Linked DNA regions of Homo sapiens: region 2 is linked to region 1. A link is an interaction called in ENCODE POLR2A ChIA-PET data of the cell type or tissue named here. Cell type or tissue: A673. All regions are shown on one strand. Each heading gives the region's core, and the rest is flanking DNA. Links, peaks and the distances in the headings are about the cores only. Region 1 overlaps HSPA4L (heat shock protein family A (Hsp70) member 4 like). Region 2 overlaps ABHD18 (abhydrolase domain containing 18).

Evidence for each region. Peaks named below come from ENCODE experiments on the same cell type or tissue, not always from the same donor. Only the 100,000 strongest peaks of a DNase experiment are listed, where the experiment ranks them.
Region 2: POLR2A ChIA-PET joins it to region 1 with 7 read pairs; 4 of 35 experiments call an interaction of 5 or more read pairs at or near these places.

Annotation. Positions count from the first base shown.
Region 1 is chr4:127,827,019-127,829,518 of GRCh38, forward strand. It overlaps HSPA4L (heat shock protein family A (Hsp70) member 4 like), which reads left to right. Exons shown (of 19, transcript NM_014278.4): 17 at 287-406. Among named protein-coding and RNA genes, the nearest start is that of HSPA4L, 46 kb to the left of the region's middle. In A673, for the core only: no CTCF peak of the experiment used is centred there; a DNase peak (open chromatin) is centred at 1,303; H3K27me3 peaks cover 1,616 bases.
Region 2 is chr4:127,971,476-127,979,755 of GRCh38, forward strand. All of the region lies in intron 1 of ABHD18 (abhydrolase domain containing 18), which reads left to right. Among named protein-coding and RNA genes, the nearest start is that of ABHD18, 10 kb to the left of the region's middle. In A673, for the core only: no CTCF peak of the experiment used is centred there; no DNase peak of the experiment used is centred there.

The DNA of each region.
Region 1 (2,500 bases), core at 1-2,500:
TTTTAACACCCAGCTTTTAAGGAATTAAAGTTTTGATTGAGACATTGGATTTGAGAAGCTAAGAAGTAATCTTAATGAGTGAGAAAAAGATAAGGTGTGTGGAAGGCATCCTTGTGTAGGATTGAGGAAGTAGCTACTGTAACTTGCTTCCATACAGGAAAATAAGAGGGGATATATTTTTATCTGTCCATCTTTTCTTCCTATTTATCATCCTATAAGGGCCCTATAAAAGTTTTCTGTTAAAACTCAAAAATTTTTCTTCTTTAAAAATTTCTTATGTTAACAGAAATACGGCCAGCCTATTCAAATGAAGTACATGGAGCATGAAGAGAGACCAAAAGCCTTAAATGACTTGGGAAAAAAGATCCAACTTGTCATGAAAGTGATAGAAGCTTATAGAAACAAGGTATTGAATTCATAAAGCCAATTGGTGACGATGGCATGTGCATGGTACATAGAATGGGGCAAATCTAAAAGTTCTCAGCTACAAAGCTATAGCAGTTGTATCTATCAAATTCCAGAGACTTTGTGTACCAAACTTAAAACTTTTTTTTTTATTGGAGAATTTCACTTAAGGATTCTGATACATTTGAAATACAGTAAAGGTATGTAGCTTTCATCTTTTAGAATTTCCTGAAACTACATTATAAAATAACCCAGTGACCAAATCCATTGTTTTCTTCCTAGAGATTTCATTTTTATGTTTTTCATATAGTGAAAAAGAGGACCTCTTTGACTTTTTTTAAATTATGGGCCTCTTTGAGACTGGACTCTGCTAGCCTTTATTTTGTTTCTTGGCTTATTTTTCTTTTAGTTGCTTTTTGTCCTCCAGTCCATTAGTCATCCATAATCTCCTGTACGCTTTATTCTTTTATGTACATATTCAAATCTATATAACCTTAATCTTTCCACTGTCAAATATGTAGTTATACAGATGATACTTCCATTTAGATATAACCGTAAAATTTGAGAAAATTAAGCTTATTGTTTTGTTTCCTCTAAATCAGTAGTTATCAGACTTTTTTTAAGACAAACAATATTTTAGGCTTTGTAGTTTTTACTGTGTCTGTACAGCTATTCTTATCTGCCACTGTAGCACAAAAGTACCATAGACAATACACAAACTAATGGACATGGCTGTGTTCCCAAAAACTTTATTTAAAAAATCATAAGCAGTGGCTGGATTTAGCCGATGGGACAAGTTTTTTAATCCCTACTCTAAGTAAATATTCTCTGTAATCCCTAGTTTTTGTCATTGATGTTAAACATGCATTAGTAGGAAGAAGAGACCAGCACCAGAAATATTCAAGCATGTCAAAATAGCTTACATTTATTGTGCACATCATGAATTTTAAGTACTTTATGTGGATTATCTCACCAGGATATATCCTATACAAAGTTAATGCTATTATCTTTATTTTACAATTAAGAAAACGGAAATACTTAAGCAACTTATTGAGGTTTACCCAAGTAGTTAATGATGGAATCAACATTCAAACCTAACCAGTCTGACATCAATATACAAATTCCCAGCAACTATACTGCTTTCCACTACACAAAATTGAGAAGAATTACTTATTTTAGAAATAAGAGATTTTTTAGTTTTGTGAAACAAAAACTGCAGTTCAGAAAACCTAAAGGAAAAATTCAGATATTGATTGTAAATATGCCTGCTAATATCAGTGTTCAAATTGTTCTTATAGGCACAGATAGAATGTTGTAAGGATAATGAAAAAGTAAGAAGGAAGAAACAACCCAATGAAAACACCAAGAATATTTTAAATCTGGTATAATTACTAGTGTCACAGTGCTCCCCAGGCTTTAGCTATCTTCTTCAATATGCACATTTAAGATATTATCCCACACAAGGCAAGACTTCACTTTTGCTCAAACATTTGAGTTTTTATTATGTGCTAGGCTATTTTCTAGATGACTGAACTATATTGTCAAACAAAACATTGAACTTGTTTTTAATATGCTTCAATAGTGAAAGGTGGACAATAAATTACTGTAAGTTATGTCAGATAGTAATAAAAAGCTGCAGAAAAAGTAAAGGACTGCCAGGGTTGGAAGAGGTTTGTCAGAAAGGTGTACTAATAAGGTGATACACATGTTAGGAGAGAAATGAAGAAGTGAAAACTCAAAGATGTGTGATAACTGGAAGAGAAATGCTCTAGACAAAGAATAGCAGTTGCAAAACACCAAGGGGAGAACATGTTAGAGGAACAGCAAGGTCACTGTGGTTGAAAATAGGGGTAAGTGTAGCAGTTGAGAGATCATAAATGGGTCTAGTTGGCCCTTGTAAAAGTTTGGGTTTTACTCTGAGATAGGAAGCTGTTGGAGGTTTTTGAGCACAGGAGTAATAACATTTGGCTTTTTTTTTTAAGGATCTGGAGGCAGAGAGATGGAATAAGACATTATTAGAATAATACAGCAAGAAATGATGGAGGCTTGAACCCAGATGGTAGGGTTGGGGAGCCAAGAATTGGTTAGATTTTTG
Region 2 (8,280 bases), core at 2,385-4,884, 150 kb after region 1:
AGTTGGCTTTTTTTTTTTTTTTTTTTTTTTTTTTTGAGACGATCTTGCTCTGTCGCTCAGGCTGGAGTGCAGTGGTGTGATCCTGGCTTACTGCAACCTCTGCCTCCCTGGTTCAAATGATTCTCCTGCCTCAGCCTCCTGAGTAGCTGGGACTACAGGCACCCGCCACCACGCCCGGCTAGTTTTTTGTATTTTTAGTAGAGATGGGGTTTCTCCGTGTTAGCCAGGGTGGTCTCAATCTCCTGACCTCGTGATCTGCCCCTCGGCCTCCCAAAGTGCTGGGATTACAGGCGTGAGCCACCGCACCTGGCCTAAGAGTTGGCATCTTATTTGGAATATGTAACACTAATCAGAATTTTGGTAAAGAGTAATCTATTCCATTTCCACTCCAACTGGGTGTACTTCAGTTCCCAATTCTGACACTAACCACCTAGAATTAATGCAGACCCCACAAGTTAAGGGCTCAGTTCTTCAGATGCACTTCAGGGGTCTCCAGGCCTCTCATCCTTCTGACCGACTTGGCTAAAAATTTAGGAGCTCCTGAGAGCCCTGTGGGTCTATAATTTGCTAGAATGACTCAGAACTCAGGAAACAGCTAAATTTATGATTATAGGTTATTATAAAGGATACAACTCAGGAACAGCCCAATGAAGAGAAACATGAGGCAAGGTATGGGAATGAATGTGGAACTACCTGGCCTCTTCCTATGGACTCAGGGAGCATCTCCTTCCTGACGCACCAAGGTGTTCATCAACTAGAAAGCTCCACCAAGGTTTAGTGTCCATAATTTTTACTGGAGTTTCATTAATAGGCATGATTGATTGAATCTTTGGCCATGTGATTGAACTCACTTTCCAGCTCCCTTCCCCTCTGTGGAGGTCAGAGGGTCCCAAAGTTCCTTTCTGGTGGCCAGCCCTGATTCTGAAACTTTCAGGGGGCCCACAGGGAGTTGCTTGTTTAGCATAACAGACACTCATCACTTAAGAAATACCAGGGGTTTTAGAAACTTCATGCCAGGAGCTGAGGTCAAAGACCAGATATACTCTTTTTTTTTTTTTTTTTTTTTTTTTTGAGACAGAGTCTCGCTCTGGCTAATTTTTGTGTATTTTTAGTAGAGACAGGGTTTCACCATGTTGGCCGGGCTGGTTTTGAACTCCTGACTTCAAGTGATCCACCTGCCTTGGCTTCTCAAAGTGCTGGGATTACAGGCGTGAGCCACCGTGCCTGGCCCAGATATACTCTTTATTATTCCAGAGTGACATGCCCTCTACAAGAAAAACACTAGTCAAGCAATTTATATACTACATATACTTACATGATTGTAATTGCACTAAAGTAGAAAATATATAATTAAGACGCATTTCAGAAGTTAGTTTGCCTTTTACCATTTGTTTCATGATTAAAAAAATTCTAAGAGGCAAGTGTTTTTACTTTGTTTTGGTTTTTTTGTTGTTGTTTCTGACAAAGGTGTTAAGTGAATGAAAATATATAAACATGATTTAGACAATCTTTTCTCTCCCCTACCCTCCCCACTCGTTTCCTTTCTTTTCTTTTCTTAGACCGGGTCTCACTCTGTCACCCAGGCTGGAGTGCGGTGGTGTGATCCTGGCTCACTGCATCCTCTGCCTCCTAGGCTCAAGCAATCCTCCCGCCTCAGCCTCCCGAGTAGGTGGGACTACACAGGCACACACCACCACTCCCGGGAAAGTTTTGTATTTTTCATAGAGGCAGAGTTTCCCCATGTTACCCAGGCTGGTTTTGAACTGCTGGACTCAAGCGGTCCTCTCACCTCAGCATCACAAACTACTGGGATTACAGATGTAAGCCACCACGCCTTGCTGATTTAGACAAACTTTCAAAATTTGCTTATAAACAAATGTTTATTCAAGTCTGTGGAGTTTGGGGGTTTTTTTTTCCCCCTTACTGGTAGGAAAATGTGAAGAAAGTAAGTAACACCTGTTATTGAGGGTGTCAGCCCAGATACTCTACTCAAATGCTGAGAAGTATAATTGGTTTCTCTCAGTGTAGCAGACAGTTTCTAAGGTGGCCCTCAAGATCCTCAAATTCTGATGTTCATATTTTTGTGTGATCCCCTTCCTTGAGTTTGGGCAGAACCCATGATTTGCTTTCTAACCAGGCATATGGCAAAGGTGATTGGCTGTTATTCCCATGACGACATTATGTTATATGGCAAAGGTATGGCTCCTGTGGCTCACACTTATTTTCCTGCTGGCCTTGAAGAAATAGCTGCCATGTTGTGAACTTCCTATGAAGAGAGCCATGTGACAGGGGGCTGTGGATAGCCTCCAGGAGCAGAGGCTGGCCTCTGGCTGATGAACAGCAAAAAAAAAAAAAAAAAAAAAAAAAAAATTGAAGCTCATAGTCCCACAGCCACACACAAAAAAAATGAATTCTGCCTTCAACCTGAGTAAGCGTGGAAGTGAGTTCTTGTCTCTTCAAGCCTACAGATGAAAATGAAGCCCAGCTGACACCTTGATTGAAGCCAGATGAGGTTCTGAAGCAGAAAACCCAACTAGGCTGGGTTCTTGGAAGATAATCCTCAAGGAAAAGGGAAGAAGATGGAGGAAACAAACTAGATGCAAGAGATTTGTTCTTCAAATTATATTCTTTAAAGGTCTTAGTTATTAAAAGCTTCCAACTATTTAAATTATGCAATGGTCTTTTTTGAAGAGAATATTAACCTTAAGTTCTGTTTTTTTTTTTTTTTTTTTTTTTTTTTGAGACAGAGTCTTACTCTGTCGCCCACGCTGGAGAGCAATAGCACTATCATAGCTCACTGCCACCTCACTCTCCTGGGCTCAAGCTATCCTCCTACCTCAGCCTTTTGAGTAGCTGGGACTACAGGCGCACACCACTATGGACCACTGCACCCAACTGTATTATTTTTGTGTGTGATAAGGTCTCACTGTGTCACCCTGGCCTGGAGTGCAGTAGCCATGATCTTGGCTCACTGTAGCCTCTGCCTACTCAGTTCAAGCAATCCTCCCACCTCAGCCTCCTAAGTAGCTGGAACCACAGCCATGCACCACCACATCTGGCTAATTTTTTGTATTTATTGTAGAAATGGAATTTCACCATGTTGCCCAGGCTGGTCTTGAACTCCTGGGCTCAAGCTATCCACCCGTGTCAGCCTCCCAAAGTGCAGGATTACAGGTGTGAGCCATGGCATCTGGCAAGTTCTGTTCTGAGATAAATAGTGAACTACTTCTGGCTGGGCGCAGTGGCTCACACTTGTAATCCCAGCACTTTGGGAGGCTGAGGAGGGTAGAGGGTGGATCACCTGAGGTCAGGAGTTCGAGACCAGCCTGGCCAACACGGTGAAACCCCGTCTCTACTAAAAATAACAAAAATCAGCTGGGTGTGGTGGTTGTCGCCTGTAATCCCAGCTACTTGGGAGGCTGAGCCAGGAGAATTGCTTGAACCCAGGAGGTGGAGGTTGCAGTGAGCCGAGATCGCGCCATTGCACTCCAGCCTAGGCAACAAGAGCAAAAACTGTGTCTCAAAAAAAAAAAAAAAAAAAAAATAGTGAACTACTGCTTACTGACAAAGTTGTCAAAAGGAAAAGAAAGCATCAATTTACTTCCCCTCAAAATTTTATTTGGAGACTCAACCCCAAATTCTATTTTGTTTTCTCAGTTTTTTTTCTTGTGGTAAAATACAGTAACAAAATTTACCATCTTAATAATTTTAACTCTATAGTTCAAAGGTAAGTATATTTATATTGTTGCGCAACTGTATCACCACCATCCATCTCCAGTTTTCTTCTTGCAAAACTGAAACTCTATACCCATTAAACAGTAGCCTCCCCCTTTTCCCATCCCCCCAGTACTGGGCAACCATCCTTCTACTTTCTGCTTCTATGAATCTGACTACTCTAGGTATCTTGTTTAAATTGAATCATACAATATTTGTCTTTTTGTGGCTGACTAATTTCACTTAGCGTAATGTCCTCTGAGTTCATCCATGTTGTATCATGTGCCAGAAGTTCCTTCCTTTGTATGACTGAATATATTCCTATTGTGTGTGTGTTTGTGGTTGTTTGTATGTACATACTTTGCTTATCCATTCATCTGCCAATGGACACTAAAAGCTCCCACCTTTTATGTATTTATTTATAACCTAGGAAGTGAAGAAGCTTCTGCCAAATTCTAAATTTTATGGAGGAAAACAAATCATGGCTGATTAGATAACTAGTGTTTACTTTAGATAGAATATTAATTTTAGGTCTACTTTATGGCATATAGAATTTTTTTAAATCAATATTTGCATTATATTTATGCCCATTTTATAGGGTTGGGATAATTTACTTATTTATTTTACTTTATTTTATTTTATTTATTTTATTTTGAGATGGAATCTTGCTCTGTCACCCAGGCTAGAGTGCAGTGGTACAGTCTCGGCTCACTGCAACCTCCGCCTCCCAGGTTCAAGTGATTTTCCTTTCTCAGCTTCCTGAGTATCTGGGATTACAGACATGTGCTGCCACACCCAGCTAATTTTTGTATTTTTAGTAGAGATGGGGTTTTGCCATGTTAGCCAGGCTGGTCTTGAACTCAAGTGATCCGCCTGCCTCAGCCTCCTAAAGTGTTGGGATTACAGGCATGAACCACCACGTCTGGCCTGTAATTTTAATCTAGTGATTTATAGTTGTATCTTTACATTTATAACATTAGTGTTATATTTGTGTCATACCTATGATTTATTTGATTTTCTAACCCAGGGGTCAGGAAGCTATGGCCTATTGTTCAACCTGCCTGTTTTTCTATGTCTTTCAAGTTAAGAATAGATTTTACAGGTGAACATTTGTACCCAATTTCATTATGGGGTACTAACTTTGAATCTCAATTAAGCAAACGCCCAAGAAAAAAAAAGTTTATTCTTCTCATTAATTATACATTACAAAAAATTATACTCAGTTATTTTTATGACATTTTGAATTTCCTCAATGCAAAAAATGTGACTCTGAAATGAAAAAAATGAAAAAAATGTTATCTGAAATACCTACATAATATCCTTAATTTTGCCTCTTGTCCTACAAGGCCTATCATATATACTGTTCAGCCTTTTGTGGAAAAACTTTGCAGGGTCTCTCCTCTAGTCTTTTTATAGCATTCTTTTCAGATACTATTTGGAAACATATTAAAATGGAAACTAAAATTTTATGTTTATATCATCTATTTATTGTTTTTCCATGAGGAATTCTACTAGGTATCCTACCAGTCATTGGATATACTTAGTATAAGTTGTTTTTAAAATATCCTTTAGCCAGGCGCTGTGGCTCACGTCCGTAATCCCAGCACTTTGGAAGACCAAGGCGGGCGGATCACAAGGTCAGGAGATCAAGACCATCCTGGCTAACACGCTGAAACCCCGTCTCTACTAAAAATACAAAAAATTAGCTGGCCGTGGTGGCGGGCACCTATAGTCCTAGCTACTTGGGAGGCTGAGGCAGGAGAATGGCGTGAACCCGGGAGGCAGAGCTTGCAGTGAGCCAAGATCGTGCTACTGCACTCCAGCCTGGGCGACAGAGCGACACTCCATCTCAGAGAAAAAAAAAACTAATTAAATAATAAAATATCCTTTAGTTTTTGTGTACCTTAAAATCAATATTTTCTCCCAATTAGGTATATTATTAAGGCTGTTTTGGAAAAATGTTATTCAGGTATAATCAGAAATCTGTTTAAAAAAAAAACAAGCTGGGCGTGGTGGCTCACGCCTGTAATCCCAGCCCTTTGGGAGGCTGAGGCAGGTGGATCACCTGAGGTCGGGAGTTCGAGACCAGCCTGACCAACATGGAGAAACCCTGTCTCTACTAAAAATACAAAATTAGCTGGGCGTGGTGGCGCATGCCTGTAATCCCAGCTACTTGAGAAGCTGAGGCAGGAAAATGGCTTGAACCTGGGAGGCAGAGGTTGCAGTGGGCTGAGATCATGCCACTGTACTCCAGTCTGGGCAACAAGAGTGAAACTCCATCTCAAAAAATAAAAATAAAAAATAAATTTAAAAATCTGTTTTAAAGACAGTTATAAAAATATTTAGGGTAATACAGATTGAAAAGCTTAATCCTATAAAGGTAGTAACATGCATAGAACTTTCTTTATGATTTTTCATCTTGGGTTTCTGATAGGCTTAACTTTGAAGAAATTAGAGGAGTGGCATAGTATAGTAGAAAGATGCATATTGCATTACAAACGAATAAGTCTCTGCTAAATGTTTGATGCATTCATTTCCAATTCTAATACAAAACTTGCAGGACAGAAGAAACATTTAGAATAAATTTTTTTTTTATGAATTAGTAATAAGCATCTAAGTAGAAAACACAAAGAAAAGGAATCTTATGGTAGTTATCACAAATACTAAATAATTTATTAGTAGCAGAATTTGTGTAGTAAAGATACTTAAAGGATAGCATAAACATTAACTGAGAAAATAAATAAAACTGGATTAATGAATAAATAGGTATATCTCTTGATGAGAAGACTAAAACTCACAATGCTATTGAGTTAATATATGGATTGAACACTCTATTAAATAATTACATTGCCAGTGGTGTATTTTATGTCATGACATAAACTGAATATATATGGAAAACTCATTGTAGAATTTTAAACATGAAAACAACAGTTGTAGTTTATAAGAGCTATTTGAAAGAAATTTAAAACAATATAGATTTTAGAACTTAATCCAAGTTTATGAAAGACTTCTAGATTTTTATTTTTGAAAATTTTTGTGGGTACATAGTAGGTGTATGGATTTATAGATTTCTAGATTTTAAAAATAGGAATTAGAAAACAGTAGAGAGAAAATGTTCCTGGAAAAATGGTTAGTAAAGAGAAGAAAAATACTCCATTTTACAATGACCGCCAATGAGAAGAAGGAATTTAATATTTTAAAGAACTAAATTTGAATACTTTTACAGCGTATTGAGGAGTTCTGCTGGATGTGATGAGATGGATTGGTTGATTATATAAACATTTAAGCGTACAGAATACATGTAAATATAATTTGTAAAATTAATGGAATGGTAGAAGCTTTTTGGTATAAATCTGATAAAGACTTAAAATCCTGATTCTGTACTAGGTGTAGCATTTAAATTTTCAAAGAGCTGTTTAAGTGCCTTCTATATACTAATTTAAATTGCATACCAATTATTTGAGGTAAGTATTATCATTACTTCCATTTTACAGATGAATTACAAAAAGGCTAAGTGACTTGTTAAAAGTCTTATAGTAAGAATTTGACCCAATTTGGCTCTAGAGTCTGTTCTCTTAGCCACAGTGATATATCACATATTAAATACAGATGCTCCTCAGCTTATGATATGGTTACATCCTGATAAACCCCACTGTAAATAGAAAATATTGTTAAGTTGAAAATGCACTTAACACTCCAACGAACCCACTGTAAAGTTGAAAAATCGTAAGTTGAACCACTGTAAGTCTAAATGTTCCTCAGTTTATGATGAGGTTACATTGTATAAATTCATCATAAAGTTGAAACATCAACTTTATGGTAAGTATGTAAGTCAAACTGTTTATTCAAAGTAAATGTAAAATAGCTAAATGTGAACAACCTACAGAATCAATAAAAAACAACAAACCAAATATTTATCATCATAATAAATATAAATGTCCTAAATTTACCTGTTAAAAAGATGAGGTGGATCTGTATACCCTGAATTTGAAAGAGCTTTGCAGCTGTTTATAAACAAGAGGAGGAATAGCACTGAAAAAATAATTAGTAGTTACTCTCTTCCAAGTTTAAAAAACACCAAAAAGGCTGGGCGCGGTGGCTCATGCCTGTAATCCCAACACTTTGGGGAGCTGAGGCAGGTGGATCACGAGGTCAGGAAATCGAGACCATCCTTGCTAACATGGTGAAACCCCGTCTCTACTAAAAATACAAAAAATTAGCCAGGCGTGGTGGCGGGCACCTGTAGTCCCAGCTACTCGGGAGGCTGAGGCAGGAGAATCATTTGAACCGGGGAGGCAGAGCTGGCAGTGAGCTGAGATTGCGCCACTGCACTCTAGCGTGGGCGACAATGCGAGACTCTGTCTCAAAACAAAACAAAGAAACACCAATGGATGGAACAAGGTATTAAATGGATAGAACAAGGTATTAAAATATTAACAATGGCGGCCGGGCGCAGTGGCTCACACCTATAATCCCAGCACTTTGGGAGGCCGAGGCGGGTGGATCATCTGAGGTCAGGAGTTTGAGACCAGCCTGGCCAACATGGCAAAATCCTGCATCTACTAA